Regions from separate parts of the Mus musculus genome. Here regions 2, 3 and 4 are each linked to region 1. A link is a loop called in an ENCODE intact Hi-C map of the cell type or tissue named here. Cell type or tissue: heart. All regions are shown on one strand. Region 1 holds the start of n-TLtag1 (a tRNA gene). Region 2 overlaps Mettl9 (methyltransferase like 9). Region 3 overlaps Otoa (otoancorin). Region 4 holds the start of Cdr2 (cerebellar degeneration-related 2).

Region 1 (8,000 bases):
GTCATCGAGGAGGCTGCGCCCTCCAAGAAAAAGATCTCAGAAAGGAAGCCTCCCCCTCAGGAAGGCATCAGGAACCAGACGCAGCAGCTGGTCTTTAAACCCCAGTGTGACGGAAAGGCAGTCTGCCCTTTCCTTATCCTTTTGGTCAACAAGGCACAGGATGCTCTCCCACTAGCCCAGCCCTCTGCTGCTCCGCCTCTCCCATAGGTGCTCAGCGTGGCCGTGACGCACACTTTCCAGATTGCCAAGGCCCGCACTCAACTTGGTTATGCGCCGGACAAGTTCAGCTTCGCCGACGCAGTGGAGCGATATGTGCAGGCCACGACCCCGCAGCCCCGCTGTTGCATCGTGCTGACGCTCCTGCGGCTGCTGCTCATGCTGCTGCTACTGTTCGCCCTGCTCGGCCTGGCCCTGTACTTCCTAGGGCTGCAGCCTTTGCAGGCGGTGGTGGAAAGGCTCTGAGCCCGACCACGACCACGACCACGACCTCGCCCACGTAGTAGCTCGCTATCTTTCTACCTGGCTTGACCTCCCGGTTTAGGCCCGCCCCTGCCTCTTGACTCCGCCCCGATTCCTGGCCACGCCTCTGCTTCGCTCTCTTGGCTTCTATTCGTCTGCACATTTGGGTTTCCCGGCTCTTGGCTCCTTGATCCTGTGTGTTACTCTTTTCCCGAGGCTAGGCGAGGCGGTTGATGAGGTCCCAGCCTCAGCCTGCTTCCCCTTCCCAGCCATTTCCAGTCCTACCCAGTCTAGCCCTCTCCTTCCTATTCTTCCAGATTCTTCCCTGATCTGACTTCACCCCTTTCTGCCTCCATCTCTACGCTGAAACCCCAGTGAGGTCGCTTCTGTTGGGATAAGCCTTAGCCCTGCCTTCACGGTTGGTCTAAATGCGTGAGTTCTGGTTGGTGGAGTCTGTGGAATTGGACCTGTCTTCTGCCTCCTTCAAGGACCTTCTCCCTGCCACGGCTTCTTTGAGTTTATCCTGACACCTATCTATGTGTTGACTAGCTGGGAAAGGATACCCAAGCCCAACTTAGTAACTTTTGGTTCTCATTTAACGAGTGGAACCGACTAAGCACAGTAAAACGTTTCAGGTCCAGAGGACGCAATGGAGAAAAAAAGTTTGTAAAAGAAATTTGAGGGCTGGAGAGATGGTTCAGCGGTTCAGCGGTTGAGAGCACTGACTACTCTTCCAAATATCCTGAGTTCAAATCCCAGCAACTACATGGTGGCTCACAACCATCTGCACAGCTAGAGTGTACTCATATATACATAAAATAAACAAATCTTTAAAAAAAAAGAAATTTGAATGTCTCATTTAAAAAGTACCAATATAACAGACAAAATAAGAGTTTGGCTGATCATATTTTATGTTTGTGTGTATTTGTATGTGGTATCAGAGGATGTCATTCCTGAAGCTGTCTTACCTTATTTTTCCAGACTGGTTTAGAGTTTAGAATTTGGAATGGGTAGGGTAGGCAAGAAGCCTTAGGGATCCACCTGCCTCTGACTTCTCAGCTCTGGGGTTACAAGTATATGCCACCTCACCCAGCATTTTATGCGGGCACTATAAATGGAAGTCAAGTCCCCATCCTTGTGTGACAGGCACTTTGCCCACTGAGCCACTTCCCAGCCTCCATATTTTAGTATCATTTGTATCTCTTGATGAGTAGTGCTCCTCACCATCATCTTTAAGACTTTGAGTCCACAGATCTGCTCTCAACAGAGACTGTACCTCCCTGCCATTGTGATGTGGACTGTGGATCCCAAAAATAACAGTGTGTAAGCAGATCCACGGGTATCTATCATCTGGTACGCACGTGGCGTTAACTGAATAAACACCACGGACCCTAGCAGAGAACAAAGTAACTACCAGGCTGCAGTGGAGGAAAGAGAAGGTATGAGTCAACCTTCATAGGTGGTGTGGTGTTCCTCATAGCACGTGTCCCGGTCAGGCAAATTAGAAAAACTGTGTAGGAGTTTTAAAATACAGTAGTTAGAATTTTGTGCGTGTGTCTACTTTTTAAAAAGACTTATTTATTTGTATAAGTACACTGTAGCTGTCTTCAGACACACCAGAGGAGGGCATTGAATCCCACATGACAGGATGGTTATGAACCACCCTGTGGTTGCTGGGAGTTGATTGAACTCAGGACCTCTGGAATGGCAGTTTGTGCTCTTAACCCCTGAGCCATCTCTCCAGTGTCTACTTGGTTCTTTGTTTCTTTGTTTGTTTTTGTTTTAAAGACCAGTGGTAATCATTTCTATCTGTTTAGTGCCCAACGCTGGCAGGAGCTTGCATTTGTATAGCCTTATTCCATTATTAGAGCCACACTTACAGTAGGGTTTGTTACCGTCAATGTAAAGATAAGGAATTGGAGGCCATCACTAACTTGAAATATCAGAAGGTGAGGGCTTCTGCTCTGTAGCTGAGATCATTTGGAAGAACTTCCCAAGGTCCAGTGGGAAATGTAACACATGGTTTATGTCTATTGCAGCCTAATTCTGTTCCAGGGTTTGGGGTTGAACTCTGGGCTCTACTTCCTTATCCCATACCTACAAATCTCAGGCTGTCCGAGGTTGGCCATCATACTTCCTTCTCCTGATGCTATGATGAAATACTTGGGCGAGCTGGGTAGTGACTTTTATTCTAGCACTTGGAGGCAAAGGTAAGCAGATCTCTGAGTTCAAGGCCAGCCTGGTCTACAGAGTGAGGTGCAGGACCACCAAGGCTACAACAGAGAAACCCTGTTTGGGAAAAACAAACAAAACCCTGACACTAGCAACTTAAGAAAGGGTTTATCTTGCCTCATAGTTCATACGTCCATTGTGTGAGCAAAGTTAGCGTCTGGAACATGAAGCAGCTGGTCACATTGTGTCTGTAGTCAGAAAGAAAAGAGACTGTCATGTTTACCCAAGTTCTGAGATGGTACTGCCCACTATTAGAATGGGTTCCCACCTCAACCTCCTGGAGGAGCTCTGTCACATAATCCATCAACAGGCCTAGAGACTACCTTAATCTAACCTAACCCCTGACAGGTGTGCCTGCCAGTGCTTGCAGATCCTGTCTAATTGACCATCAACTCTAACCTTCACAACTGGCAGTTGAACTTCCTTCACTGATAAATTTTTATCATCCAAATGCCCCCCCCCTTCTCTAAACTCCCTCTTTCAACCTTCTCTTCCTGAGAAATATGTTTTTAGGGCAGCCTTACATGTTCACATTATTGTCTAGCCAAGAATCAATTTACTTATTTTCTGGGTTTCTCCGTCTCTTCCCCCTCAAAGCAACAAGACTAAGGCCTGAGCACTACGTAGCAGCATAGATCGCCAGCTCAAGAATTCTTCTGTCCTCTCTTTATCGGGTGGGAAAGGATACGGTACCCCCACCCAACACACAAATCCCTGAAGGATTCCGATGCTACCCTAATTACCAGCCCCTGTGAGATTCACACAGGAAGGGTTGGCTCATTTAAAGAAACTAAAGGAGGAAGCATTGATGCAGATGCAGAAGAAAGGCCACTATAAACCAATGACATAGTTTATCCGAATAGGGCAACCAGTGAGACTGGTTTATAAGCGTTCTATTAAAAGCCATCTCCAACTGTGGACCAATGCTAGCCAGCTAAGAGATTTTCAAAGTCACTTTATGTCTTCCCAAGCTGAGGATGGTGCTTGCCACCAAACCTGATGAATGTCCTGTATTCAATTCCTAGGATCTACAATCCCACACTGTAGAAGGAGAGAACAGACTCTTGCAAATTGTTCTCTGACCTCCACACAGACACGGTTGGAGGTGGAAGTCTATCTTCTCTAAGGTTAAGGGTGTGGCTCAGGGGAGGAGTGCTATCCGAGGATGCCCTGAGTTCTACTTTCAGCAGCAGTGACGAAAGGAGAGGGGGGAGGAGAGAGGGGGGGAGAAGAGAGAGAGAGAGAGAGAGATCAAGCGAGAGCGGACCTATGTAAGTCTTCCACTATCATTCCGCTTATTTGCCCCTCTTCAGAATAAAAATGTGTAGTGAGCTGTCCACCCTTCTTTCACCCTTTTAAAAAAACAAAAAAACAAAAGCAAAAACAAAAACAAGGCAGGGTTTTCCTGTGTAGATCTGGCTGTCATGGAGTCAAGTGTAATTGATGAAATAATAGTGTCTCTGAATCCTGACCTGTCTTGCTCACTCCTGAAACCTCTCAGTGAGCTGAGTTCTTTTCTGGCACAAAGTAGCGCTTTCATAGTTGTGGATAAATAAGCATCGAGGGGACACTAAACCAAGCCTAGAGACCATGTGAAAGAATGAAGAAAGCTGAGACCTCAAGAACGCCTTTCTACGTAAGACTCCGCCCAGCAACCCAGCCCTTCGCAGTCACCTGACGTCTTTTCCACCAACAGAGACTTATGAGTGTCAGAACCAGGAAGGGACCCTCTCTAGCTCATATCCTTTGCCGTCGGCAGAGATCTCAGAAATGTGAACTAAGACCCAGAGCGCCTGTTGGGAATTTGCGAGCTGTCTGGGACCCATTGCCCTGAAAAGGGATGGGATTTTATTTTGTTTTGTGTTTTGTTTTTCAGGGAAGAAAATTAGTGGTCATGACACGTGTTTGTGTACCAGGCTAGAGAAAGAGACCAGTTTCGTTCGTTTCTTTCTTTCCTTCCTTGTGTTTTTTTAAAATGAGCTTCAGAAAGATTGAAGAAAAGAAGACAAAACCGAAAGCATGCAAAAATAAATTAAAAATTTAAAACTTAGGGATGTGGCAGCGGTGGGATTCGAACCCACGCCATCGAAATGACTGGAGCCTAAATCCAGCGCCTTAGACCACTCGGCCACGCTACCTCCCATTTGTAAGATAGGCCATTCAGAGTATATTAGTGTGATGACGCAGTGAGCTGCATTTTGCAAGCTCCGCCTCTGGGCGTTCCCGCATGCCCAAAATGAATCCAGCCTTTCAGTATGTAGGGACATCCGCCTCTGGTTTCCCAGCGCCCTGGTTTCCAACACGGCCATCAAGCAAGAATGCACCACTAAAAAGGAAAGGACAGGACAGTCCCTGAGTGTCAACCATGAAAACGCCTGATCCTAAAGTGAGAGAATTTGAGTTTTGCATTTTCCGAGGACGTGATGCTGCCTACAGCCACCTGGGGGCAGTGCTGCGCCGCCGCGTCCTCCAGGCGGGCTCGCCTGGGCGGGGCAGTCACTCGGGAACCGGGTTTGCGCCGAACCACTTCAGTCTGTAACCTCCTGGCTCATGGCCGCGTGGTGTCCAGGGTGTCTTGGAATGTTGTCACGGATCTTTTGTTGATGTGGGCTCCTTCGCTTTTATTATCACATTTTACGGAGTGGGAAAAAGACCTGTCAGTGTGTGTCAGGTACCTCGCCAAGCTAGCGTCCTCCCGCCTCTCAAGCCCCACTCCAATGCAGACTATTTACGTTGTTTTCAGGAAAATACAATTACAGAGTACCGCCTAGCAAACCTTGCGTTTCTACCGTTCAGAATTTTGAAGATCGACTTGAAATTCTTGAAACAAAAATATAGGTTATTTTTTTCTTCTCTTCTGATATTCATTCCCAAGTTTGATTCTTTTAAAAGCAGTTTTAAATCCTTCCAGTTTCCTTTTTGCAGATTTTATACTTAACTAGGGTCATCCATTTTCTTGCAACGTTTAGGGAAGATAGCAAACAAAACTACAATAAAAGGTGAGTGGCTATGCTAACCAAAGACTCCCACGCCACCAACCCAACAGCGGTGTTCAGACCCAAATCCCCAGACGGTTCATATTGTCTTATGTGACAAAAGGAAACCTTTTTTCGGGGGGCGGGGGGGTCAGCTATGAATGGATGAATGGATAACAGAGCTTCACGAGCAGCGAGAGTAGATTTGCGCGCGGCTTAGATGGAGGCAGGAGGATCAGGAGTTCAAGGTCAGCCTCCGCTATATCCCTAATTAAAGGCTACATGACCTGTTATTGAAGTTGTCTCAAAAACTTAAGGATAGGAAGACTAGCCTAGATTTTTCCAAGTGTCCCTTAGAAGAGGTGAGAACCCACAGGAGATAAGAAGATGGAGCTATGAGGAGGCTGAGAGATGAAGAGGCGAATCAAGGAATGCAGGTAACCTTTTCTAAGCTTTGTGTGTTTATTTCCCCGGGAGGGGGCACACCAGTATTCATGGAGAGATCAGATAACTTGGAGGAGCTGCTGTTTCCTCCCACCTCATGGATTCCCTTTGAAATCAGCCTCAGATGGCAGGCTTAACCGCAAGTCCCTTCACCCACTGAGCCCTCTCCCCAGCACCTGACAACCCATTCTCCCCTGGAACTTCCAAAGAAAATAGGAGGGGTCTGACTCCTTGATTGTAGGAATTCTGTTCTCCAGAATGATTGGAGTTACTCAGTTCGTAGTAATTGGTTAAGCCAATACAGTATAGGAACCCCACGGGTTTGGGGGCCACTGGCTCAATAGCTTCAGTAACCTAGGAAATTTGCTACAATGTTGCAGCAACGGTAGTACCCACCCCACAGCATTTGTTGTGAGAATTTGCTTTTCTCATTCCATCCACAATCTCATTGACCCATAAGTGTCAGACATCGGTCTGGTCCTATCAGAGAGTAAAGTCCTCTCTCTCTCTCTGTGTGTGTGTGTGTGTGTGTGTGTGTGTGTGTGTGTGTGTGTGTGTGAGAGAGAGAGAGAGAGAGAGAGTGTGTGTGTGTGTGTGCTCGTGTGCATGTGCCTATGTGTCTTCCTCTATCACTCTTTGGTTGAGACAGAGCCTCCCTGCTGAACCTGGACAAGACTAACTGAGCTCCAGGGATCCCCCTTTCTCCATACCTCCACCACTAGGATTACACTCAGCTGCCTTGATGTCTGGCTTGTTAACAAGAGTGCAGGGGATCTTGGGCCCCTAACTTTGTAAGACAAGTACTTTACTGACTGAGCCATCTCCCCAGACCCTGAAAAAGTTTTTTGTTGTGTTTGTTTGTTTAAGACAAGGTTCTTTGTGCTGCCCTAGTTTTCTTGAAACTTGCGCTGTAGAGTAGGCTGGCCTTGAACTCAGAGATCTGCCCCTAAATGCTGGGGTTAAAGGTTATGTGCTCCCACTACCTGCTTAATTGCTTTTAATTATATGTGTTGCTGGGTCTCTGTGTGATTTTGTGTGTGTGAATGAAGGTGTCTGCAGAGTCCAGAAGCAGGCATTGGATTCCCCTATAGCTGGGGTCATAGGCAGTTGTAAGCTACCTGATGTGGATGGAGGAAGTGAACTATGATTTTCTGCAAGAACGGCATCTGCTCCTAACCAGTGAGTGAGTCATTCAAAGATCAAACCTGGCAATCCAGGGCAGGCACCGCGAGGATGCCCATCCCAGGGACCTGAGCAATCCTTTGCCGCCTATACCTCAAGATCGTCACCAAGGTTCTATGGGATCCTGTGAATATCTTCTCTACCCTTGCCCATGAAGGGACTTGATAAGCCTCTACCAGGAGAAAACAAATGATAGTTTCTTAGTTACCCAATGCCATATCTTCAGGACTGAGGACAAAATTGACCAAAAGAATACTGATTGGAAAAAAACAAAAACAAAAACGGTTTTTCTTCTTTTAAGTGTCTGTCTGTGTGTGTGTGTGTGTGTGTGTGTGTGTGTGTGTATGCACTGGAGTGCTAGAGATCAAGATCAGGGTCTCCTACAGATTAAACACACTATTGATCTACGCGATAAGCTATAACACACGTGCCCTGATGTTTTATTCTTGGTGAAGGTCACATGATCTGAATTCCATTGCCATTTGAACTCAAAGGCAGAGGCAAACACTTCTGCCCAGACCTGCCCATCCTAAGAGCTAATAGAATTATTGTCTGGACATGGGCAGGCCCTGGCCTGCCCTCCTGGAAGATCACCCTTTTCTGCAGTCACAGGAAGGACACGGAGTTCTCTTTATGTAGGCTGTCTCCCCAGAATAACTCTGAGCATACACACACACACACACACACACACACACACACACACACACA
Region 2 (8,000 bases), 230 kb after region 1:
GCACTGTTGGTGCTGTTACTGCTCCTGTCTTCCAGGCTTAGCCTGATGAGGTCCTGATGATCTCCATGGAAACTGAGGACTGGACACTTGAAGGCACACAGTGCGCTTAGCCTGCTTGGCCTAGTTAATTATTTAACAAAAAGCAATTATAGGTGAAGTGATTACTCTTATTGGGGTTTTTTTTGGGGGGGGCAATCAGTGTCATGCATGTAACTCTAATTTTGTTGTTTAGGCTAACTTAGAAAAAGCAGACTGATATGTTTCTTTTTGATCTGTTTACTTGGTTCCCTCACCTAGGCTTCCTTAAGGGTTGGTTACCAGGTGAGACCTAGTTAGAGAACAGGTTGTAATTAAGGAGAATTATGTTGTACAGTTGAAACTTTAATCATGATTAATTTGTTAAAATCATAATTTTATGCAAAAGTCACTCATGGTAAAAATTGTTTGGGCTGCTTGCAAAAGGGTATGTAATGAAAAATCTTCTCTTACTCTTAGACCCTTTGTGATTTTAGGTCACCTTAAACATGCTTCGAATGTTTCTCTACCTGTATGCAGGTAGACGCCATTAGGAGTAAGTACCTTAGATGCCTTTCTCGACTGACTCATGGCACCTGATTGTTTCTTGGAGTGGATGCAGGGAGTGAGCTGTTAAATAGGATTGTTACTGCTTTAGATTGCTGCTTGGTTGATACTCTTTTTGCAAATTCCATTTTCTTAAGAGTTTAGTATTGAATTTTATATCTGAGTGCTGAGCATCTCTGAGATGATCACACAGAAGACACCCTCGTCTGACTGGCGGTGCCACGCTGGCACTCCTGGTCTTCTCCCATCTCCACTCAGTGCAGCACTGGATTGAATCTGTGACATTCTAAGTGAAAGTGTCTTGAGTTCTTGAGTGTTAACATTACCTTTTTTTTTGCAGTGCTAGGGATTAGACTCATAGTCGCATATGTGTTACACAGTGCTCTTTACTGAAGTATATCCTCAGCCCTTTAAATTTTTTTAAGTGTGTTTGTTTGTATGTGTTGGGAGGACAGCTTGTGGGACCTGGTGTTTCCCTTCACCGTGTGGGTCCCAGGAATTGAGGTCTTCAAGCTTGGCCAAAGCACCTTTACCTTCTGAGCCATATTGCTGGCCCCTAAGTTTTAAAAATTGATTTATGTACAAGCATTGGGGTGTATGAGTGCAGGTTTGTACAGAAGCCAAATATTCCCAAGGAGCTGGAGTTACATGGGAGTTACATGGGTGTTACATGGGAGTTACATGGGAGTTACATGGGAGTTACATGGGTGTTACATGGGAGTTACATGGGAGTTACATGGGTGTTACATGGGAGTTACATGGGAGTTACATGGGTGTTACATGGGTGTTACATGGGAGTTACATGGGTGCTGAGAACAAAATCCCTGTCAGAGCAGTAACAACTCCTAACATCTTTCTGGTCACGCCACACGCCCCTTCACTTTTACTTGAGTTAGAGTCTCACTAGGTTGTTCAGGCTGCCCTTGAACTCAGGATATCCTGCCTTAACCTGAGGAACTAAGATTAAAGAGGTGACCACAGTACCTCATAGATAACATTTATATTATTGATAAAGTGATTGCCTGTAGCTGACCTCTATGGTATTCTGGTTTTATATCATTGTCTTGCTGATTTTATAGAAAATAATTGGGAATGTGATTCTCTATTTTATTCTTTGAATAATTATTGATAGAATTATTCTTTGAAACTATTTAGGCCTGTGTTTTGAGGAATAGCCTGTTAGCAACTATCTTATCATTTATAAGGTCCTGTTCTGATTAAATTAGATTATTGCTGTTGTTGTTATTGTTTTAGTGTCCTACTATGTAGTCTTGGTTGGTCTGGAACTTGTCATGTAGCTTGGGTTGGCCTCAAATTTATGTTTGTTTTCCTACCTCTGCCTCCTGAATGCAAGGATTTATAGGCTTACCCACTATGCCTGGCTAGACATTTAGTCTAAAACTCTCAGGCAGATAGAAGTAGGACTCAGTCAGTTTTGTGGAAGGTGCTTAGTGTCAGAGGGCTAAACCCTGTTTAAGTTTGAAATATTGGTTAGCATGGCTTCTCATTAATCTGAGCATTTTACCTGCCCAGAGTGGCTAATACCCACCTTGGAGTTTGTTATGAGGGTTAAGTCATGTATTGAACAGTGGCCAACTGTATGGGTATGGATTTTGCTATTTGATTCATGCTAGATTTATTCTAGTTTACCTTATTCTTTCACTGTTTTTATTTGTGACTATTGGTTATACTTGTTCACAGCTTCTCAGACAGAAGTATTCAAGATTGTCTTTTAGTCTGCCTTAAACTCGTAACAAACGTGGTCAGAATCCAGAGGCTTCATTCTGCCCTTTAACTGTCTCAGAGTGTACTCTCTGTGGGTGTGTGTGACTGCACAGCTATATTGCTATTGGTCACAGGTTTGAGGTTCTTTACAAACGTGAAAAAGGAATGAATTATTTTGAAAACCCTATTGGCATGTCATGGCAGGCAAATCAAGGTAGAGGACATAGATAGAAGACTTCTGGGTCCATTCGCCTCTTCTGTATTATGCCTCCCACCATTGTGCTGGGTCTAGGAGGCAGGCCCTTTGGGAGGTGATGGGTTCATGAGGGCTGTCTGCTTTGCTAGAGGTTCCAGAGCCTGCACTCCACCTTCAGCAGTTTGGAGGAGGTGCCTAGTTAGAATCCCCCTGTGGCATTCTGATTCCACTTCAGCCTCCAGAACTGTGAAAAAGACATTTCTGCTGTTTCTACAATACTTTGTCATAGCAACAGCAGCCCCCTAATTGTGTCTCGTCATCATTTCCTCATTAGTGGTTGTGAGAAACTACAGGCAGCCTGAAAGATTCCAGTCTTAGTGGAGGTTACAGTTTATTCTTTAGTAGGGAACATTTTCTGGATGCCCAGAGAATAAGAAAGGATTTAGCCAGTAGTCTGGAGAAGGCTCAGTATGTGTGTAGGGGCTATTTCTCATCTCAGTTGAAATGTAAGAAATTTTAAAATAGATTTATTGTTCAGTTGTATTCATACAAAGGTATTTGAAGGCCTACTATGTGTTGGGAAGAGCCAGGCACTAGAAATAAACAGATAAGTGAGCCCTAAGCTTCTAGTTGTGGTTCTAGTACAGATTGTAGCTGTTACAGGCAATGTTGGTACAATGTAATAAAAGATAAGGCAAAGTACTGTGGGGACAGAGAAGGGAAGATCATTACTTGGGACTCAGGGCAGGCTTTGTGTGCAGTCTCTGAGCTGTTGTACTTGTCTTGTTTTTACAGTTCTGGGGTTAAACTCAGGACCTTGCTCATTCTCTTAACCTGTGTCTTTATAGTATCTTGCAAGCTTACACAAGAATGTATGTAAAAGCATGAAGATGTATACCTGGTGGGGTTAGGATAGGGCAGGTTCATTGTAAGCCAAAGACAGGCCTTGCCAAGTGCTCAGTGAGCATTGAGTCCTCTTGAATGTGATGTCAGAGGTAAGAGGTCCTTCCTCTGAAAATACCTTCCAAGTTTCATTTTAAAATCCATCTTTAACATTTACTCTTTGGGAAACACATTAAAATTCAATCCCAATACATTAGAGACTTGTGTCCTGGGAACAATCCCAGAGCACAGCCACTAACAGAAACAAATGGTACCCAGTACTCTGCTCACCTAGATGGAGTTAGTGCTTGCTCCTTTCTGCCATGTGGTTCAAAAGTTCATTTATTTTGCCTAAGCTGGTAGTTTCAAAGTTAGGGGATTTGCCTCTTGGGGTTCATTCATAGGAGGTTCATTTTGGAGTATGGAGCAAAAAGATAGTGCGTTCATAGTCTCCATGAGCACATGTGTTGAAAGGGAGGGAGGGGAACTGGAGAGATGACTCTGGCTAAGAGCGCTGTTCCTTCTCATCACCCACACTGGACAGATCACAACGACCTGTCATCCGGCTTCAGAGAATCTGATGTCCTCTTTTGGCTTTTGTGACTTTCTGTGGACACTTGTACACAGACCCAGAAAAATGCACACACATGAATAAAAAATAAAATAAAAATTCAAACAACAAACCATCTGACCAAAACACACTACTGTGTATGCCATTATTTTATTCCTTTTGTGTATGTAAATTTCAAACCTGTGTGTGTGTGTGTGTGTGTGTGTGTATGTGTGTATCACAGTGTGTGATGTTTAAGAGTGTGTGCCATTTATATTTAGTACCTGTTTAGAAGCAACTGTACTAGACCTGTGATCAAGTTAGTGAGCAGTGTGTCCTTGTTGGTACTTATATTCAAAGAACAATCCATGTCAAGCCCCCACTCCCTTTTTTTCTGAGACAGTGTTTTTCTGTTAACAGCCCTGGCTGTCCTGGAACTCGATCTATAGATCAGGCTGGCCTTGAACTCAGAAATTCACCTGCCTCTGCCTCCTTAGTGTTAGGATTAAAGGTGTGTGCCAGCATGCCTGGCTCAGGTCACCTTAGTGAGATAGTGAGGCCCTTGTTGTATCCGACCCTCCTTTCAAGCTCACTAGGGCTGCAGTTCTTTGGTACCACACTGACATCTAGAGTCAGTTGTCTGCATTCCTGAGGCATTTCTGATAGGCTTTGGGTTTCCTGTTTATAGTCGTCCTCTGGTCTCTTGTAGTATTGTTTTGTTGGTGGTACAACCCAAGTTGTTTCCTATACCTCAGCTGGAGAATGTTCACTGCCCACTGCTCCGTTACAGTATCAGAAGAAATCACTTTTGTTCCAAGATACTGTTCACAATGAGTTTCTCTTACTCAGAAATTGCTCTTCTCCTTACTCCTTTTGCCCTTCTCACTTGATTCTAATTGTTTCATCATTTTTACAACTCAGGAAAGTATTTATTTCCCCTCAGAACTGAGATCTGTGGTTTAACTTGAAGCCTTCTCTCAGTTAATGCCTATCACACATCTAGTATGTTGGGTAGACTGACAACATAAACATGGTAACAGTTTTTAAAAACTGTTAAGATGAAGTTTTTTCTTCAAAGTGGGGCTTTTTAGACTATTCTTGGAAAATTAGAAAAAAGGTCCTCCAGTTGAGTTTTCTTGAGGTTTTCATATTCTGTAGCTACAATTAGTGACAGCTACTTATGCTCTGCCGTCTGGCGAGGCCGGCTGTTTTCCCACTTGTCCTGTCCTTTTCTTTTGGTGGTCACGGTTGCTTTTGAGACAAGATGATGTGTCTCTGACTTCAGGTTAATCCTATACTCAGGGATGACCTTGAACTTCTGACTCTTTATACTTCACAATGTTGGGAATACAGGCTTGTTTCACTTTGATGAGTTTATGTGGTGCTGGGGATCAAAGCTAGGGCTTTGTGCCTACTAGGCAAGCACTCTGCCAGCTGAGCTATACCCCAGCTCTCTTTGATGTTGTCTTGATTGCTGTATGTCCATTCACATTGCCGTAGATTCTGGAGTTGCACTGTCAGTGGCTTAAGTAAAAAGCAAGCACATCTATGCTCTTCCAGGGTTGGGGAGTGCTTTTCTGTTTTCATCAGTGCCCTCTTGCTCCTGTGAGAGTAAACGAAGCTGTGTGAGGTTATGTTACCAGTGGGATCATCCCATAGCTCCATAGGAGCTACTTTGTAACTGTGAAGTTTTGGTCTTGTGTATACTTGGAATCATTTTTGTGTGTTTTATGTGTGTGCGTGCACACACATGCGTGCTGGAGCATGTATGTGCTTGTGTGTGTGTAATCACTTTTTTTCTGTTTGAATTTCCAGTTTTGTGTAAGCCTCTGCATGCACTCCCACTCTTTGTTTCAGTGTTGTGTGGTCTTTTGACACAGAATATCATGTAGCCCCCTTTGAACTCACTGGGTTGCTCAGGACCACATCTAGCTTTAGACCCTCTGCTTTCACCCAGTAAGTACATGTACCATGCTCATCTTGATTTTGTTTGTTTCTGAAATAGGGCCCAAGCTGGCTAAAGCTGGTAATTCTGCCTTAGCCTCCCAAGTGCTGGGGTGATGATCCTCACGCCTGACCCTTCCAGTTACTGTAAAAGTCTGGTTACCATTCTTCCTTTTTAAAAGTCATTGTCTCACTACATGAGCCTGGCTAGCTTGCAAGTTGCCTCATCTAGATGAGGTTGGCCTCATTTTTTTCAGAGATGTGCCTGCCTCTGCCTCCCAAGTGCTGGAATCAAAGGTGTGTGCCTATGTACCTGGCTCTATTTTTGCTTCCTTTAGGGTAGTATATGGGAACTAAAATAGAATAGGTCTTGATGTTATTGTCAAATCTTTTACTAGGAACTTTAAAGCTCTAAGTTCTAGTTTTGCTTCAGACAACTTATTTTTGTTGAAAAAGCTCCTAAGAGTCAGAGGCAAGCGTGTCTTTGTGAGTTTCAGGCCAGCCTGGTCTACATAGCAAGTTCCCAGCCAGCTAGGACTATACAGGGAGACCCTGTTTCGAAGAAATAATACGCTCTAGCTTCAATAGGAAAAATTGTGAATAGGTAGTTTTTTGTCTTTATGCTTTTTTTTTCATATATATCACAGGAGGATGAATTTAATATGTGGATGATATTCTCTCTTGGTTAAAAAACAAAGGTTAGATTTTAGTTTTAAAAACTGAATCTGGGGATGGATCCCAGGGCCTTACTGAATATTGGGCAGGTGGTCTTCCACTGAGCTAAGTCCCTGGCTTGTGAAAAGCCTTACAAATTAGATAACTCTCCCCATTATCCACCCGCTTAAAAAAAGGACAAAGAAAGTCACACTTTAAAGTCATCATCCTGTTGTATTTACCTCTGTCCTAGTCCTCAGTTCTCTGTGCCCATTGTCGTAGAAGGCTTAGCATTCCTACCATGCGTTGTGGAACAGGTCTTCTTAAAGTAGCATGCCCTGGGGAACCCTGACTATGGCTGAGAGTCACTGTGGGAAGCTTACCCAGCCCCAAAGCTAGCAAGATGCTGCTTTTGTAACACTGGCAACTTTATTTTTCCCTCACTGCTAACAAGTGGTTCTTAGTCTGAGAGCCCCTCTCCTGTATTGAAAACGCTATTTCCACATTACTAACTGTTGAACATTGTATCAAGTGTCCTTTGTCATGCTTTTGGCAAAACTGCTGTTCTAGTAAACACACTTTCTGGTAAACACACTTTGAGAAAGAGTCTATTAGAGGACAACTTGATTATTGGTAGCTTGCTGGCTGCATGCTCTTTTCAGTGATCGATGCTGTTCAATACTTACAGGTAGATGACTTGTTTCCACATATCTCTTATGGTATAATTCTTGAGCAATTTCCTGAAAGATACGCCGAGCACTCTTCTGCAAAATCAAAAAGGAAGCATTTGTCTTTCAGGAGCATGAGTTCTATCTTGGTTGCAGGGGATTCAGCAATGGGACCCTTAGTTAGCTTCTTAGCTCAGGACACTTAGCAGAACTTAGGGCTGAGAACTGTCAGGTTAAGATGGCAGCTTCCTGCCCAGAGGATGGTTGAGCGTCCCTAACCGGGAACAGGAGCCTCGAGGGTGGACGTTCTTACTGTGCTGTTCTCTGGGCTTCTTAACACAGTTTACCATTGAACTGGATCCTGCCTATCACAGTATAAACAAGCAAGAACTCACAGTACCTTTTTTGAGCCTTTGGTTTCTCTGCTTCTTGGACCGTTAGATTTTGACTGCCAAGAATAAGAAAATCTGTGAGCATTTTGTGATCTGAGCTGAAAGAGGACTAAGCTGGCACAGTGTTTGACACACATTAGGTAACTCTCATAACGTTTTAGGTGCTTTTAATTAACAAATGAATTTAACACCTTAAATGGATGTTTGTTATAGCATATGAACAAATTTTAATAAATATTTATACCCCAACTTTCTAATATATATACAGACCAAAGATACTCTTTTGGTACATTTAGTGTTTTGTTTTGTTTTTCGAGATACATGTAGTTTTAAATATTTTTAAGGCAACTTCTAGTTAACTTCTCATTAACTATTTCTGCTCTTAAAGATTGTCCTTCAGTTTTCCT
Region 3 (8,000 bases), 280 kb after region 1:
CTGACACAGAGACATGGAGTACTGCTGCTTACTGGCTTGCTCCCTATGGCTTGCTCAGCCTGTTTCCTTTTAGAACTCAGGACCATCTGCCAGGGTTGGTACATCTCATAGTAGGTTGGACCCTCCCACATCAAACATTAATCAAGAAAATGCCCCACAGACTTGCCCACAGGCCCATCTGATGGAGGCATTTCTCAATTGAGGTTTTCTCTTCTGCAATTACACCAAGTTTGTGTTGAGTTGACAAAGACCTTAACCAGCATGTCATATCTGTCTGTCCTCTCAGGGTCTTGGCTGTCACATCTCATCTTACCTTAAAATCTTTCAGATGAATACTTCTAGAATGTGTGTTAATTTGGAACTATGTCACAGTCTTTCTTTCCCATCTATAATAAATTTTCACTCAGCAGCCAGGATCCTGCCTTACTATTCCACATGCCTGCTAATTAAATAAATTATATACCAGGCAATAAATAGGACCTGCTAAATAAGGACATGGATGGAGATAGCTTCTTGGGCTTAATTCTAGCTCTGCTACTTGTGAGTTGTGAGCTTGGCCACATCTCATCACCTTCCTGTGCCTTTCTTTACCCATATGTAAAATGGGAGACAGGAATCACCCTGCCTTTCCAGGACTCTTCTCTGACACATATCATGTGCTCAATAAATGGCATTTTTTCCTAAAATTGTTTTGCAAATTGAGCTGTGTTTATTTATGGCGTATAGTATATAGTGCTAATTAATTTTTGTCCCTGTGACAAAATATTTGAGAGAACAAACTGAATGCAGCAAAGGTTCATGCTGTCTTGTGGAGGATTCAGTCTATGGTTGCTTGGCCCTGTAGCTTTTAGGCTTGGTGGAGGTGACACATTGACATGTTGCAGTGGGAGCAAGTGACAGAGCAAAGGTGCTCACCTCATGGCTCCAAGGAAGCAGAGAGGTGAGGTGGAGAATGAATGTATCAGGACAAAATATGTCCTTCCAGTTACCTACTTACTTCCAGCAAGGCCCTGCCTCCTGATGTCTTCTCTACCTCCCATACCCATGAAGGTGTCACAATGGGCTGACATGCAGAGGGGACTCAAACCCTTGTGGTTTAATCTCCTTCCCAAAGATTCTACCTCTGAACACTGCTATGCAGAGGACCAGCAGCATGTGAACTTCTTGAAAGACATTCAAGACTGAAACTACAAGGTTAGAGAGATGGCTCAGTAGGTAAAGACACTAGCTATGCAAGGGTGAAAACCTGTATTCCAATCCCAGCGCCCACATAGAAGCTGGACATAGAGTGTGAGTGTCTAACACTAGCTCCTCTATGGAGAGATGGGGAGGCGGAGACTGGAGACTCCTCAGAAGCCTGTGAGCTGATGAGTCTGGCACATTCATCTGTGAGCAAGCAGAGAGACCCTGTCTTTAACAAGGTGGCAGGGTGTTAGCCCTAGAGGTTGTGCTCCAACCTTCTCATTCTGTGACACTTACATCACACACATGTGAGCAAACCATGCACACACATGCCCCGCCCCATGACTAAAAAAAAAAAAAATCCCATAACATGTCTAGATTGTAGGATGGCTAAAGTGAGTAACTAACACACCCATTACCTTGTATACATATGTGTGTTTGTATGCCTGGAGAATGTGTAATCTACTCTGAGCTCTTTGTTAACTATAGTCACTGTGGTCTCCAGAACTTACCCTTCTTACCTAACTGAACATTTATATCTGTTGACATTCCTCCCCTGAGTCCTTGATAACCACCACCCCACCTTTCTATGGCTTAATGATATCCTGTGTCCATGTCTGAATATGTCAGTGTTGGTTCTGAGAGGAATGAACCAGGCTGCTTGCGGTCAACCAGCTTGTCTGGCCTGTTGAACTGGATAGTCTTCATATGATCCCTAAGAACATTCACTAGTGAGTGTGTGCTTAGTATCCACTGGGAAGACTCATCCCTGGCTCTGCCTGTCACCCTCATTCTCAGTCACTCTCATTCCTTCACCGTCACATTTCCCATGATGCACCATGATGAATAAAGTGATCCTAGTTCCTAACAGTTGAGAGAGGCAGGCTCATCCCGCACTGTAGCCCACAGCATGCACTGCACTGCTGTATGAAGAGGAGTCGAGTAATTCAGAGGCAAACATCTCACAGAAACGGCCTTCAAACTCCAGTTGGCCTAAGTCTATGTTCTCAACCACTAGATATATTGCTTATAGCTCGGCAGAGTTCCTCTGCTCCCTCATTATTCTGCCATATTTTTTCTTCTGAAGTCTTAGGGCCATCTTGGTGGATGGGGGCAAGGAATCCTGGGAAGAGAGCTATCATTCACCCTATATTTCCACGTGGAAATGAGAGGATTTTAGTATCCCCCTCTCCCTGAATTTCCCCTCCTAGGAGACGAGGTGGCTTAGTGGGATGGGTTTAGATTTAAGTTGCAGCTCTAGCACTTGCTTTTGGGTAAGTCCTCTGACTTCTCTGGTCTCTGTGAACAAAGGGCTACATTAGTTATTTTTCTTGTTGTTGTGATAAAACCTATGACAGAAGCAACTTCAAGGAGAGTTTTACTCTGATGCACTTGATGCACGGTTTCAGAGGAAAGCACGGCGGTGGTGGTGGGGCGTGAGGGTACAGGTCCTTACAGTTTGACCAACCAGGAAACTGAAAACAAGACCAGAAGCAAGACCAGGGTATACCCCCCAGATGTCTGCTCCTAGGGAGCCGCCTCCTGTAGCCATGGTTGCCACCAGCTGGGGAATCAGGTGTTCAGACACATGAGCCTGGGGGTGACATTCCACACTCAACCCATATTATTAATTGCTTTCAAATGAAAACGGTTTTGTTTGTTGAGAGCTGATGATCCAGGTAGGTGGTGCAGGATGAAGTGGGTGAGTGCTGGCTACTGTGCTGTCGTGGTGTTCATGTCTGGATTGCAGGGAAGGGTTGTGGGGCTCTGAGCAACCCCACCAGCCTTTCTCATCTTCCCACACAGGTTGGGGCTGTTGGTTTGTTTCTATGATGGTTTGGAGCTGCTGGATGCCACCCTGGCCCAAGTCCTTCTCCACCAGATGCTCAAGTGCAGCCGCCTCCGGGGCTTCCAGGCTGGCGTCCAGAAGGTACGGATGAGATGCGGGTCGCTGGGTCCTCGGCCTCAGATCCCTCACGTGGCCTGGATTTTGAGAACATGTTATTAAGCACTTCAATCCTGGCAGATGTTGTCCCCAATCCTGGAGGAGAGGAGCATAGGGGGGAATTATGAAAAGCAGTGTAGACAAAACATGGGTGTGTTGAAACACAATCAAAACAGCTAGGGCTAGTTGAAATGAGTGGTAGGAAAGTGGTCGGAGAGTCTTAGCATCTGTATGAGCACAGCCTGGTGATGGATCCTAAGGGCGATCTGCTCAGGGGTTTGGGGTAAGGCCAGCAGTGCTGACAAGTGGCTGAAGGACAGACTCCTCAGGAGTAAAGGCTCTGCCAGACTCCACCACAGGCACCAATGAAACAGGAGGGTCACAAATTCAGGGTCAGCCTGAATAAGGCCTTCTATCTATCTATCTATCTATCTATCTATCTATCTATCTATCTATCTATCATCTGTCTACACACACACACACACACACACACACACACACACACACACGAGATGTAGCTCAATGGTAGATTTTTTTTTTCATAAATTGAATTGAAGGGGCAAAAAAAAAAAAAAAAAAACCCAAACAAAAAACAACCAACCAACCAAACAAAACAACCAGTCACCAAGGCAGGGGCCAAGCTGACAACCCAAATCTGACCCCCAGAAGCACATGGTAGCAGGAGAGAGCTGGCTTCTGAAAGTGGTCCCCTGACTGTGCTTATGGGCCATGGCACATGAGCGACCCAGCTCTTGGTGAATGAATGGATGGATGTGAATGAATGGATGGATGGATGGATGTAAAAGGGAAGGTCTTCAGCTGATCCCAGCATGGGAAGGATGGGAGGAGCCCTGGGTGAGTGTCTGTTATCTACTGAGCTCCTAGACTTGTTTCTGGTCAAATTAGCAAATACAGATGGCTGCCTCCATCCCTTTCTCTCTCCGTCTATTTTAGTTTTTGAGTAAAGTTTGGTTATACACCCCTGGCTGGCTTCTAGTTTGCAATCCTCCTGCCTCAGTCACCTGAGTGCTGGGACTTCAAGCACGTGTTACTGTACCTAGCCTTTTTATTTCTATTTTTTTCTCATTCACGTTTCAGATCTTTTTTTGGTTTTTCGAGTCAGGGTTTCTCTGTGTAGCCCTGGCTGTCCTGGAACTCACTCTGTAGACCAGGCTGGTCTCGAACTCAGAAATCCACCTGCCTCTGCCTCCTGAGTGCTGGGATTAAAGATGTGCGCCACCACACTCGGCTCAGATCATTTTTTTTTTTAATTTATAAATTCGAATCATAATATTAGAATGTTAGTAAAAGAAAATCTTGGTAAAGCCACCAGTGATTCCACAGCAGTTTTTCACACAGAATTCCAAACACCTTGCTGTATTTGATGTCTCCCACCACAGTCATTTATTTGTCAAGGCCTATTTTTGTGTTCAAGGAAAACATGGGTCGGGGTGGAGGTTGGGGGGGGGGCATCTTCTGGTTCCTGGGAAACCGGTTAGGGATGCAGAGCTCAGCAGTTCTCAGACTTGAGTGCTCAGTGGGTTCAGTCCATGGCCTTCACTGGGTTCTGTGCTACCAGCTCAGATCCCTCGTGACCTGGGATTGTGTATTTCAGTCATCATGTGCTGCGAGTAAGCAGGGGATGAGAGCCACCACCCTAGTTCTCACTTCCTTCTGTGCCATGGGAACAACACTGGGGAAGGGAGCCTGCGGAAGAGAGCCTGAAACCAATTCTTCCACTTAGCTTTGCTGCCCCCCAGTGGCAACTTTGAGATTGCATATGTGAAAGTAACGTTATGTGTGCCTGAAATGAATGTTTACACAAATTTATGTGTTACAGCATAAACATTAGGCCATTTTAAACGTTATTTATTATTTATTTTTACGTAATTCTTTATTGTGTGTGTGTGTTGGTGTGCATGTTTATGTGTGTGTGCATGTTTATGTGTGCATATGTGTGCACATGAAGCCTATGGAGGCCAGAGAGCATCACTTGAGAGTCAGTTCTTTTTAATCCGCTGTGTGGGGTCTTGGATCCCGCTGAGGTCACGAGGCTTGGTAGCCAAGTAACTCCACCTGCTGAACCATCTCCCTGGCCTCTCAGTTTTTTGTTTTTATTTTTTGTACAGAGGCTATGATACAGTCGGTGAGTATATATATTACCTTCCTTACCAGAATCAGATGGGAATTCTTGACTGTAATTAGGAAAGTATATCACAACAAAAATAATTTTTTAAGACAGTTTTAGAAACACACAGAAATGTACAAGATGTGATTTAAGTGAAAGTATAAAGCATTAAGTAGTTCACATTATAAATCTGTAAGAACTTCATACTGTATATTTCTAACGACATATAGCCAGTTGGGAAGATATACACCACCCCCTCCCTCCCTCCCTCCACTCCCTCCATCCCTCCCTCATTTTCTTCCTCCCTTCCTTCCTTCCTTCCTCCCTCCCTCCCTTCCTTCCTTCCTCCTTCCTTCTTCCTTCCTTTTTTCCTTCTTTCCTTCCTTTTTTCCTTCTTTCCTTCCTTCTTTCCTTCCTTTTTTCCTTCCTTCCTTCCTTCCTTCCTTCCTTCCTCTTTCCTTCTTCCTTCCTTCCTTCCTTCCTTCCTTCCTTCCTTCCTTCCTTCCTTCCTTCCTTCCTTCCCTTTTTCCTTCTCTCCTTTGGAAAGTGTTCTATGACTGAGCCCTGTGCTCATTTGATCATTTCCATAGTTACTTTCATGAGTTTGGATTTTCACTTTATCTTTCTTGTACTGCTGAGAATTATTTCTTATGCAGATTACATATTAACATGAAAAGGCCCCTGGATAGTTCACAAAAGGAAAGCAACCAAATATATGGATATAGAGTTCAAGATCACAACAGGAAAATAGACTGCTACAAAATGCGGCATAGTCACAAGGGAATAAAATTCTTCCTGCCATGCTTGAAGGTTGATTGAACAACACATTAATATTTAAATGAAACTCAAAGTGAATTTTCAGCACATGAAAGCCAGGCCTGGAGGACGCGTTCCCAAGGGGGCCGTCACTGTCTGACCATGACCAAGAATACCGTGCTTTGCAATCCCTGGGCCCATGTCTAGGGAGGGCAGTATGGAGTCCTTATACCCAGGAGGTGGTTGGAGGGAGCTCCTGCCTTACTTTCTTTCAAGGCTCATGCCAGTTCCTTATCCTTCCAGCTCAAGGCCAACCTCTTGGACATTGCTACAGAGAACCAGACCCTCAACGAGACCCTAGGCTCTCTGTCAGATGCAGTTGTAGGTCTGACCAGCAGTCAGCTGGAATCCCTCTCCTCCGATGCAGTGCACAGCGCCATCTCTACCCTCAACCAGGTTACAGGCTGGGGCAGAAGCCAGATTGTCATCTTGTCTGCCAAATATTTGGCTCAGGAAAAGGTCAGCTGGAACTTTCAACTTTCCTGGAGTGTCTGAGGGCCAGTGTAATGTTAACTGGGTTGCTGTATAGCAAAATAACATGGAGTTAGTGGTTTAAATAACAGAGATTTTCCCCTCACAGTTTAGTGTGGTTTCATTTCGAAGCCTGTTGTTTTGGCTGTGGACCACAGCCATCTTTCTATGGATTTATGGGAACTCCATGACAGCAAACTTCATCTGTTTTTCTGTCTGTGTCTCTCTGTCTCTTGGTGTGTACATGTGTGCTCATTTGTGCAGATATGTGGTAGCCAGAGGGAGGTTGAGATGTGTTTGTCAAGCATGTCTCTACTTTGTTTTATCAAGACAGGATCTCTCGTTGAACTCAGAGCTGGCCATTTTAGCTAGACTGGCCAGACAACAAGCCTGAAGGATACACCTGTCTCGGCCTCCCACCCCAAATTCTTTTTATGTGGGTGCTTGGGACCCAAATTAGGGTCCTCATGCTTGTGCAGAAAGCCCTGTGTCTACTGAGAGCCATCTCCCTGTTCTTGTTTCTCTTTTGGTAAAGGCATTACTTCTGTCAGTTCAGGGTCCTGTCTAACTCTAATTATCTCATGACCTCGGGTTTCTATTCCTGTGCTAAAGCACACCACCAGAAGCAACTCAGGAGGGAAGGGTTTATCTGGCTTTTGGGTAACATTAGGGGAAGCCAGGACAGGAACCTGGACACAGGAACTGAAGTAGAATCTATTGAAGAATGCTTCTCACTGGCTTGCTCCTCATAGCTTAATCATCCTGCTTTCTTACATAGCTCAGGGCCATCTTCCTATAAGGGAGTGGCTTGGGCCCTCCCACATCCATCATCAATCAAGAAAACACCAGATAGGCCGGGCAGTGGTGGCCCATGACTTTAATCTCAGTACTTGCGGGGCAGAGGCAGGTGGAGTTCGAGGCCAGCCTGGTTCACAGAGCAAGTTCCAGGACAGCTACAGCTACATAGAGAAACTCTGTCTAAAACAAACAAACAAACAAACAAACAAACAAACAAACCCCCAAACCAAAAACAACCCTCACACCAGACAGGCTTGAATGGAGGCCAACTGAGGCATTTTCTAGCTTCAACCATCTAGCCAGATGTCTCTAGTCTGCATAAAACTAGCCAAGGTATCTCATGACCTCATTACAACCTAACAGTATCACATAGGGGTTAAGATTCAGCATATGAATGTTGGGGAGGACACAAGCATTCTGTCTGCAACAGTCAGCTATGTGCACGCACAGTAGAAACAACTATACAGAGGATGTGTTGAGAACACGACTGGCATTTGAATCTCTGCTCTGTCATCTACTTGTGTGACATGAGGCAATTGCTTACTTTCCCTTTGCTCAAGTCCCCCTGTTTGTAAAATGGCTAAGAATAGCTCCTCTCCTCCGAAACTGGTGCAGATTACCTGAGTAGTCCACAAGGAGGTGACTGAGCACAGGGAAGAG
Region 4 (8,000 bases), 150 kb after region 1:
CTGCTATTTTTTTTAAAAGATCTTTCTTCCAGAATGTATTACAGTCTTTTTATTTTACTATTTTACTTGTTTCTTAAACATGAACAACTAAAAACGCTGAGGATAGTCTTCTATTAATTGTAATCTGCAGCAGTAATTCAAGAAGGCTGAAAGCTGAAAGCTTTTCCTATTACAAAGACAAATGCGTCATCCGGTGACATTCGTAGTCAATGTCTGGTGCCAACATTACTCTAATTGAGAACACAGACACACACAACCTCAACATAAACATACACACACATACAAAAACCAACAGTGTCAGTTTTAATGACCCTCTAAACAATGATTCAGCGATTAAGTGCACATTAGAAATTCAGGGATGAGCTCATGTGAAACTTAGAAAGACCTACTCAGCTCGCAAAGGGCTTTCAGTATTCCTTTAAACTCCCACTTCATTTGGTGATCCATACACCTGTGACGCAAACCCTTGTCCCAAAGGTTGCAAAGCTCCCTCTGCCAGTGACAACTGCACCGGCAGCGGGTCTGAAGGAAAGCCGGTCTTTGAAGCTCTTCCACCTTGTTCTTGGGGGCACACTTCAAAGCAAGCGCCATCATTACCTACATAGAAGGCTCCTGCTGTCCCAGAAAAGACTGTGCCCAGAGATTACTGTCAGTATTCTTAGCGTGCCAACTCAGTCCTCTAACAAACGGCTCCTCACCAAAGCCTCTCCACCTCTTTGTGGCTTTACACCTAACAAGAGACCAGAGCTGACTGAGGTAAGAATGGCTTTGTTACTCTGACTAGAAAGGAAGGCCCTAACATTTAACACAGTTTGTCCATTTAAATAACGGCAACTACTACTAGATGAAAAGAATGTAAAACTCTTAAAGCTTTAGAGTCCCCCCCCCCCCACCTTTTTAAAGACATGTTCTCACTATATAACCTGGGCTAGCCTAGAGCTTCCAGTGTAGGCCAGGCTGCCCTTGAATTCAGATCCACCTGGAAAGGTGTGTACCACCACACCTGCCACTATGCTCAGCTGGATTTGTGGGTTTTTTTTTTTTTTTCTCCTTTTGGTAAGTTGTTTTATGAAGCAAGCCATAGGGCTGGAGAGATGGCTCAGGTTAAGTGCACTGGCTGCTCTTGTAGAGAACCTGGGCTCAGTTCCCACCCACATGGTGGATTACTTGCCTACAACTCCAGTGGGACACGGATATACATGCAGGCAAAACACATACATAAAGAGTAAAATAAGGAAATCTTTAATTCCAGCGCTTGGGAGGCAGAGGCAGGCAGATTTCTGAGTTTGAGGTCAGCCTGGTCTACAAAGTGAGTTCCAGGCCAGCCAGGGCTACACAGAGAAACCCTGTCTCAAAACAAAACAAAACAAAACAAAACAAACAAACAAAAAGACCTGGGTTCAGTGAGTGGGTAAGAGCACTGGCCATTATGCCTGATAACCTGAGTTCAGCTGCCAGGACCACATGGAGGAACGAGAACCGACCCACACAAGTCTTCCTCTGGCTTCCATATACACCCGGGCTGGTTTTGTGTCAATTTGATACACAATATAGTACTATCATCAGAGAGGAGAGCGCCAAAATTGAGAAACTATCTCTACATGACTGGGTTGTACATTAGCCCATAGGGTTTTTTCTTAATCAGTGACTGATGTGGGAGGGCCCAGCCTATTGTGGGAGGCTTGTTTAGTCTTAAACAAGTCTCACTATTTTTGTAAAGCATTTTATTTTAGGCCATCTATCTAATACAAATCTACATAAGTTAATAAAGAAGATCATAAAGAACACATGATAAAATCCGACTAGAGTTCCTTAATCTACACAGAGACAGAGCTGTTCGCAAACTCCTTAGCAGCAAGTGCTGAAGGTGTCCCATTTATTTACTCGCATCTCCAGATGTCTCTATGAGTAGATTCATGAACAGCATCCCATTGAGTGGGAGTCCTGCCTCCCTAATAGCTGGCTACAAGTGGTGCCACTGCCTACATTAATACCTAGGTTAGAAAAAAGCCAGTATGTTCTTGAGAAACAACTGTAAACTCTGTTCAAAGGTAGTTCTTCTAGGCTGGCTCTGGGGTACACTGCTTACGTGGCACGCACGGAGGGCCTAGGGTCAATCCCAGCACACCAAACCATTTAACATGTAAGTCAACAAAATGGGGAAAAGATGCTCAAAAGAGCAGCCATCATTCTTTCATGGGCATATTAATGAGCTAGCAGGATTTCATATCTTCCATTTGTACTTTATATGGCTACTTATGATGCAGAAGCCATGGCAAAGTCCACTGTGATAACAGCTATGAAAGCCTCTGGAAAGTAGAGAAGAAGTTCCAAATGGAAATCAACAGTAAATTAGCCCAGAGGTTAGGGTTTGTTAGACTTGAAGATGTGACACCTTCATCTGGATCAGAAGTTAAGAGTGCCACACATAGCACCAAACGTATTTTGTTTACCACTCAGTAGACCGAGATAGTACAACTGCTGGTTCCTGATAACCTCCTGGAGACGGGGGTTTGGCTGTTGGGTAGACTAGGGCTCTGGATTGAGGAGAGCTGAAAACGTTAATCTTGTGTGAGAGCCTCAGTTCAGGTCAACAAATACTAAATTAAGTTTCTATTATGATGTGTTATATATGATGTTAGACATGGGAGACTGGCCAGTCCTTGAAGGTTTTGGATTCTTCTTAAATATGGCAAAGAAAAAACTCTTGCTTGGATTATATGAATTGCTTTCATAGAAGCAATCGCACGATGGTTGCTTCAGTCCTCAAGTATCAAAGTAGGTCATCAATCCTTATGGGGCAAATCTCAAGTAGGCTAAATGTCTAACAAATTTGTCTTGTGGACATGGAGAAATGTGATGGCAAATCGGCATTGTAACTGCTAGTCAGCTTCAATTATAGCAGTACAGGGATCTATGTGGGCTTAGGTCATTTCACATTAAGAAATCAAGACAGACAGGATTAAAAAAACCAAAAAAACAAAAACAAAAAAAAAAACAAAAAAACAAAAAACAAATTAGCATCTCTCCAAAGAGCTACCTGTTTTCTTTTTCTAAGTATGGATCATTCAAGCCCGAATTTTTCCCCCATCAGATTCAGTTGAATTGTGAACAAGAGGCGGTGTTTAGTAGCCAACTCAAAAGAGATATTAATTTTCCCAAAAAGTTTGGAGTGGAGATCATTATACAGAATAGCACAAAGGATTCCTGCGGATCCCTCAGCATGGTGGTTAACAATGTCTACTCTGGGGTCTGCCGTGAATACCTAGTCTCCCCAACAGTATCTTCTTCAGCCAGAGGTACCTACTGCAGCACCTTATGCTATTGGGAGAATTAAAGGAGCCTACCAGGGTGTTGAGGGCCGGCCTATCAGTGTCCCCAAACACAAAATCCTGCTATGAATGTACAAGAAAATGGGCCACTGGCTTCAGACTGGGGGCACTCTTGAGATTGTCTCTGGAGATGCCCCGATGCAAGAAAACCAAGGCAGGATTATTTTTAATTGAAAACCCGAAAGAAAGATAAGCGCATGATAAGAGCTGCCCTCGAATAATTTCATTTAGCCCCCGATGAACGATGGCTAAGTAATAAATTAAAACACAAAACAAAACAGTTTAATACCCAACTGAGTAAGCTGTAAACTGGGATGCTAAGAAACTGAACAGTGTCTACAGGCTCCTCATACTCGGCTTTAGGGAATCCACCTAAATCTTTTAGCCTCTGCTTTCTGGAAAACGGGACAAAAAAAAAAAAATTTACTCTCACAGAGAGATGGCGCGGGTACCGCACAGCAGCACTGCCCTCCCACCACCTGCAGCGGCTTTGCAGACTCTGCGGACCATGAAAGGCGATGTGGGGCAGGCAGGGCAGCACGACCCGGACCCAGGCCAGCAGCTCGCCTCTAGAGCAGGACAAGCTGGTCCACTCCTGCCCACCTCAGAGGTCCATCCGCTCATACCCGGCAAGCGCTTTCTTAAAGCACCGAGCATCAGCCTGTGTGGCGCACCCGCAGGGCCGTGGGCCGCGCGCGCTTGCTCTCTGCGGTCGGGATGGGCGGATCCGTTGCCAGGTGAGGGCAAGAAGCACCGGGCCGCGGCATCCCAAACCTCCAGCCTAAGGAACTTTCTAGCACTTTCCACACCTGCCACCCCCGGACTCCCACCCCAACAATCCCGCCCCCCCCTCCCGACCGGCGACCTCGCCCTCACCTTGCTGGAGGTCCCGGTGGTCGTACCACGGCTCATCCTCCATCTCGAACTCCTCCACTAGGTTATCTGCCAGCATGTCGCCGGGGACGTCCGGGGGCAGCGGGCTCTGCCGCCGCCCTGCCGTTTCGGCCGCTGCCCCGGGCTCTCCCCCGGCCCCGCCGCCCTCAGCCAGAGCCACCCTGGGGCGGGACACGCAGGTCCCGCAGCAGCTCTCGCCGCTATCCCGCGCCGCCCAAAGGCCGGCGCCCTAGCGAGCGCGCCCCGGGTGGCGCCGGGAGCCGGCTCCTCACGCCTGCTGCCCGGCCCAACGTGGCACTTTGGCAGAACCCTCCCAAAGCCGGGGAGACGATTCAAACCCGGGAGGCACCTTGACCAATCACGAATGAGCCGCCTATAGAGTGACAGCGACTTCAGCCAATAGAATATCAAAAAAGGTCGCGGGTCCGAGGACCATCAGCCAATAATAGCTTAGGAAGGAACAAAGGAGGCGGGGAAAGACGAAGAGGGTGCGGTCGGCAGCCCCTCCTCTTTTGTCTGCGTCGCGTCTCCTCAGTTGAGTGCACTCCAGTTCCGGAGTGTGGAGGTGGCTTTGGCGAACACCGGGTGCCGAGGACTACTAATTCTGGGCACGGGTCATCATCTTCCCACCCGAGGGTTTCGGATGCGGGCCAACTCTCCTTGGCTCTGCCCTCGGTGATGCTCGGAGGGAGACTCATGGTCCGTCGGGAAGTTAAAGCCGAGAGAACGCTACTGAGTGAGAGCTGCTCCTCAATCTTGGAGCCCTGGCCTTCCAGGGGCCTGGCTATGAACTCCTAAAAGGGCAGTCACCAACCCCACTTCACACTCCAGAGTCCCGGGCTGGCCAGTGGAAGCCGCCTCCCCTGAGAAAAGTTGCCACAGTTTTGCATAGAATTTCTTAAAGGTTCATAGAGCCCAGGATAAATACCTAAGATCAGGCATTGCACTTGGTGGCCAGCTTGCCGGCGTCAGCTTGTTAACACAGCCGTAACTACTGTTTCTTGGGTTAAACTTTTAATATATTTGGGTACCTCACTTAGGGAAACTCTCAGAGGGCAGAAAGGTCGGCGCAGATGTTTGGGATGTTATAACTGATAGCATCTACAGAGGACGGGAGAAGAACTGTGACAACTGAGGGGGGGAGGGGATGTTATAACTGATAGCATCTACAGAGGACGGGAGAAGAACTGTGACAACTGAGGGGGGGAGGGGAGTAATTACTCAGGTTTGGCAGTAGTGATTTGGTAGAAACCTCCTGAAGTTAACTCCTTCACACAGATCCGGAGTGTCACCCGAACTAAAGTGGAAAGCAGTTGAAAGTTTGCCTTATCCAAAAAAAGCACCAGTTGTGGCCTTAAAATAGTGTACTCAGATTACTATGGCTTAAAACAGGAGAAATTGCTAGGAAGAAGCTACAAATCCTCAGAGATACTTTTATTTCTCTGAGATCTCGGGTAATTTGGAGGAAGGAATACTTCACCCTAATTTCTTTTTTCAGTGCTAACGATGCCTTAGGCGTGCCACTCTCCATCATTCTTGTGGGTCCTAAGATGCTCCTTTTCAGATCAGTGTAACATGCACCTGTTCCTGGGAACATGGTCTTGTGAAGGTCAAGAAAGCCTCCCCATTGTGAGGTTGGTTTGTTGTTTGTACAGAGTCTCACTGTGCAGCCCCAGCTTTGCCTAGCACACTATGTAGATTAGGCTGGCTCTGCCTCCAGAGTGCTGGGATAGAAGGCACACAACCATCAAACCCTGTCCCTACAGGAATGTTGTTCTGGCGAGATTTTCCTCTTCATTCCTTAAGAAAGACTCCTTAATAGACCTTAAGGTACCAAGAACCTAGGGTTAGAAATCTAATTGTCTATCCACAGTTTGTACTAGCAAAGCAGGCGTTAGCTCACCACTTAGGGGAGAAATGACCTCTTTGCTCAAAGAGCTATGAGAATCAAAGAAACTGTGCCCAAGAAAGCTGTGTTGTTTCTAACACTTATTGTGAAGGGACTGTTAAAAAATAACAGCATCAAAATAATACACTTCCTTCTCTTTTTGCCTCCCTCTTCCTTTTTCTTTTTCCTGTTCTCCCGTGGTACTACCAAGGGCCCACTCACATGCAAGGAGAAGTTCCAAGCCACTGTCCCCAGCCCATGAGTATCAAAATAAGTAGTAATAGCAACAGATTGCAGTTTGTTAATGATGAATCCATGGTGATATAAATGAGAAAAAAAATTTCCTTATGAGGAATGCCAACCAAAAATGTAACAAAGTAATATTAGCCAGGTATAGTGGTGCCCTCAGCACTGGGGATGTGGAGACAGGAGGCATGTGAGGTTGATACCACCTGTGCTACATTGCAAGACCCTGACTAGGAAGCAGAAGCCAATCAAAATAGAACAGGCCAGATAGTTCAGTGGCTAAAGGTGCTTGCATCCTTGCCTGACAAGCTGAGTTGATGGCAGCAACCCACATAGTGCAAGGCTGGAAGTGACTCCCACAGGTTCTCCACATGTACCTTGTCACATACAAAACCCCCCCCCCCCAACACAAGGATCAAGTGTAACTTAAAACAAGTAGTAAGAGTAACAGACTGTCACCTCACAAGTTCCTTCTGAGTACAAGTACACCAAGAGGCAAGATGTCCCTAGTCAGCTTTTTGTTGCTATGTTTTAAAAACAAGAACCAAGGTTGCTGGTAAAGCTTCTTCTTCCAGAAATGTCAATATCTCAGCCCAGACACAAAATGAAGCAATGTAGAACCAATTACTGTAGTCACACAGAACGCTGTGGAAAGTAAGACAATTCAATTTAGGACTTGCAGGTGTGTAGCCGCTGAAGCCTGGAGTCATGCGTCTGACCTCAGTCACTGGTCTCAAAGACCAGGACAGCCCCATCTCAATTCCAAATTTGGGGTGCATGGGAATGTTCTTTAACCGTTTTCAAAGAAAAAAATAACACACCCTACAGATTTTATTCATTTTTGGGGGGGTGGGTCTATGGGTTCATATTTACAGATGCTATTTTCAGAGACCATTTTTTGTGTATGTTCTGCAAAACCCTCAACAAAAACTGTACTGAGAAAGACCTTGCAAGCAAAAAGCTCTGCCTTGGAAGTGTCTCCATGAGGCAATCATAAATGGCAGCTGCAGTGATGATAACCATTGGCTTAGAAGCAGGTTGGTGAATAACTATGCAAGTTGAGGCTAAACAGAGGGTTTCAGAGTTTGCCTAATTTACCAGTATATAGTGTATTCATCCAACCTTATCATGACTGTGTTCTATTGTTTTGTTGTTGTTTTTTGTTTGTTTGTTTGTTTGTTTTTCAAGACAGGGTTTCTCCATGTAGCCCTGGCTGTCCTGGAACTCGTTCTGTAGGCCAGGTTGGTCTCAAAACTCAGAGATCTGCTTGCCTCTGCCTCCTGAGCGATGGGATCAAAGGTGTGCACCACCAGCCCTGGGCTCATTCCAATGCTTTTTTATCTCTTTTCTATAAAACGCTTTGTGGTAAAGTCAGGTTGGCTTCTGAAATCCTTTGCTTTTGGCTGTAAAGATGAAACATTCTCTTCATCTTACATTAAAAATCATTTAAAGGGATTTAAAATAATTTTTAAAGATAGTAATAGCAGCTTTTAAAAGATGCAAAGTGACAATGAGATAAACCTTGACTAGGATGGAAGTAATCGAAAGGAAAATACTGCTGTGTCTTTTTTGTGGAGAATTAGGAAGATGTTATTTCCTCAGTATGTATAAGTAAAGAGTTTAGACACTTTTCCTGAAAT

Evidence for each region. Peaks named below come from ENCODE experiments on the same cell type or tissue, not always from the same donor. Only the 100,000 strongest peaks of a DNase experiment are listed, where the experiment ranks them.
Region 2: it touches region 1 in a loop (3-fold over the local background); 11 of 42 quality-filtered maps call a loop at or near these places.
Region 3: it touches region 1 in a loop (3-fold over the local background); 15 of 42 quality-filtered maps call a loop at or near these places.
Region 4: it touches region 1 in a loop (3-fold over the local background); 4 of 42 quality-filtered maps call a loop at or near these places.

Annotation. Positions count from the first base shown.
Region 1 is chr7:120,830,732-120,838,731 of GRCm38, forward strand. It overlaps Gm5737 (predicted gene 5737), which reads left to right. Exons shown (of 12, transcript NM_001370881.1): 12 at 208-1,093. The coding sequence ends at 462. n-TLtag1 (a tRNA gene) reads right to left here and starts at 4,829; the gene lies at 4,748-4,829. In heart, no CTCF peak of the experiment used is centred here; DNase peaks (open chromatin) are centred at 170, 4,380, 4,900, 5,120 and 1 weaker place; H3K4me3 peaks cover 3,307 bases; H3K27ac peaks cover 2,596 bases.
Region 2 is chr7:121,059,980-121,067,979 of GRCm38, forward strand. The region is part of intron 4 of Mettl9 (methyltransferase like 9); the gene reads left to right. Igsf6 (immunoglobulin superfamily, member 6) reads right to left here. Exons shown (of 6, transcript NM_030691.1): 4 at 7,602-7,649; 5 at 7,220-7,297; 6 at 4,088-5,538. The coding sequence ends at 5,482. Among named protein-coding and RNA genes, the nearest start is that of Igsf6, 11 kb to the right of the region's middle. In heart, a CTCF peak has its summit at 4,572; no DNase peak of the experiment used is centred here.
Region 3 is chr7:121,115,554-121,123,553 of GRCm38, forward strand. Otoa (otoancorin) reads left to right here. Exons shown (of 29, transcript NM_139310.2): 12 at 2,989-3,112; 13 at 6,315-6,530. Among named protein-coding and RNA genes, the nearest start is that of Otoa, 36 kb to the left of the region's middle. In heart, a CTCF peak has its summit at 4,891 (motif pointing left); a DNase peak (open chromatin) is centred at 4,768.
Region 4 is chr7:120,977,769-120,985,768 of GRCm38, forward strand. Cdr2 (cerebellar degeneration-related 2) reads right to left here and starts at 4,544. Exons shown (of 5, transcript NM_007672.2): 1 at 4,209-4,544. The coding sequence starts at 4,284. Mfsd13b (major facilitator superfamily domain containing 13B) reads left to right here and starts at 4,741. Exons shown (of 8, transcript NM_001374644.1): 1 at 4,741-4,962; 2 at 7,236-7,397. In heart, no CTCF peak of the experiment used is centred here; DNase peaks (open chromatin) are centred at 4,003 and 4,643; H3K4me3 peaks cover 3,895 bases; H3K27ac peaks cover 3,727 bases.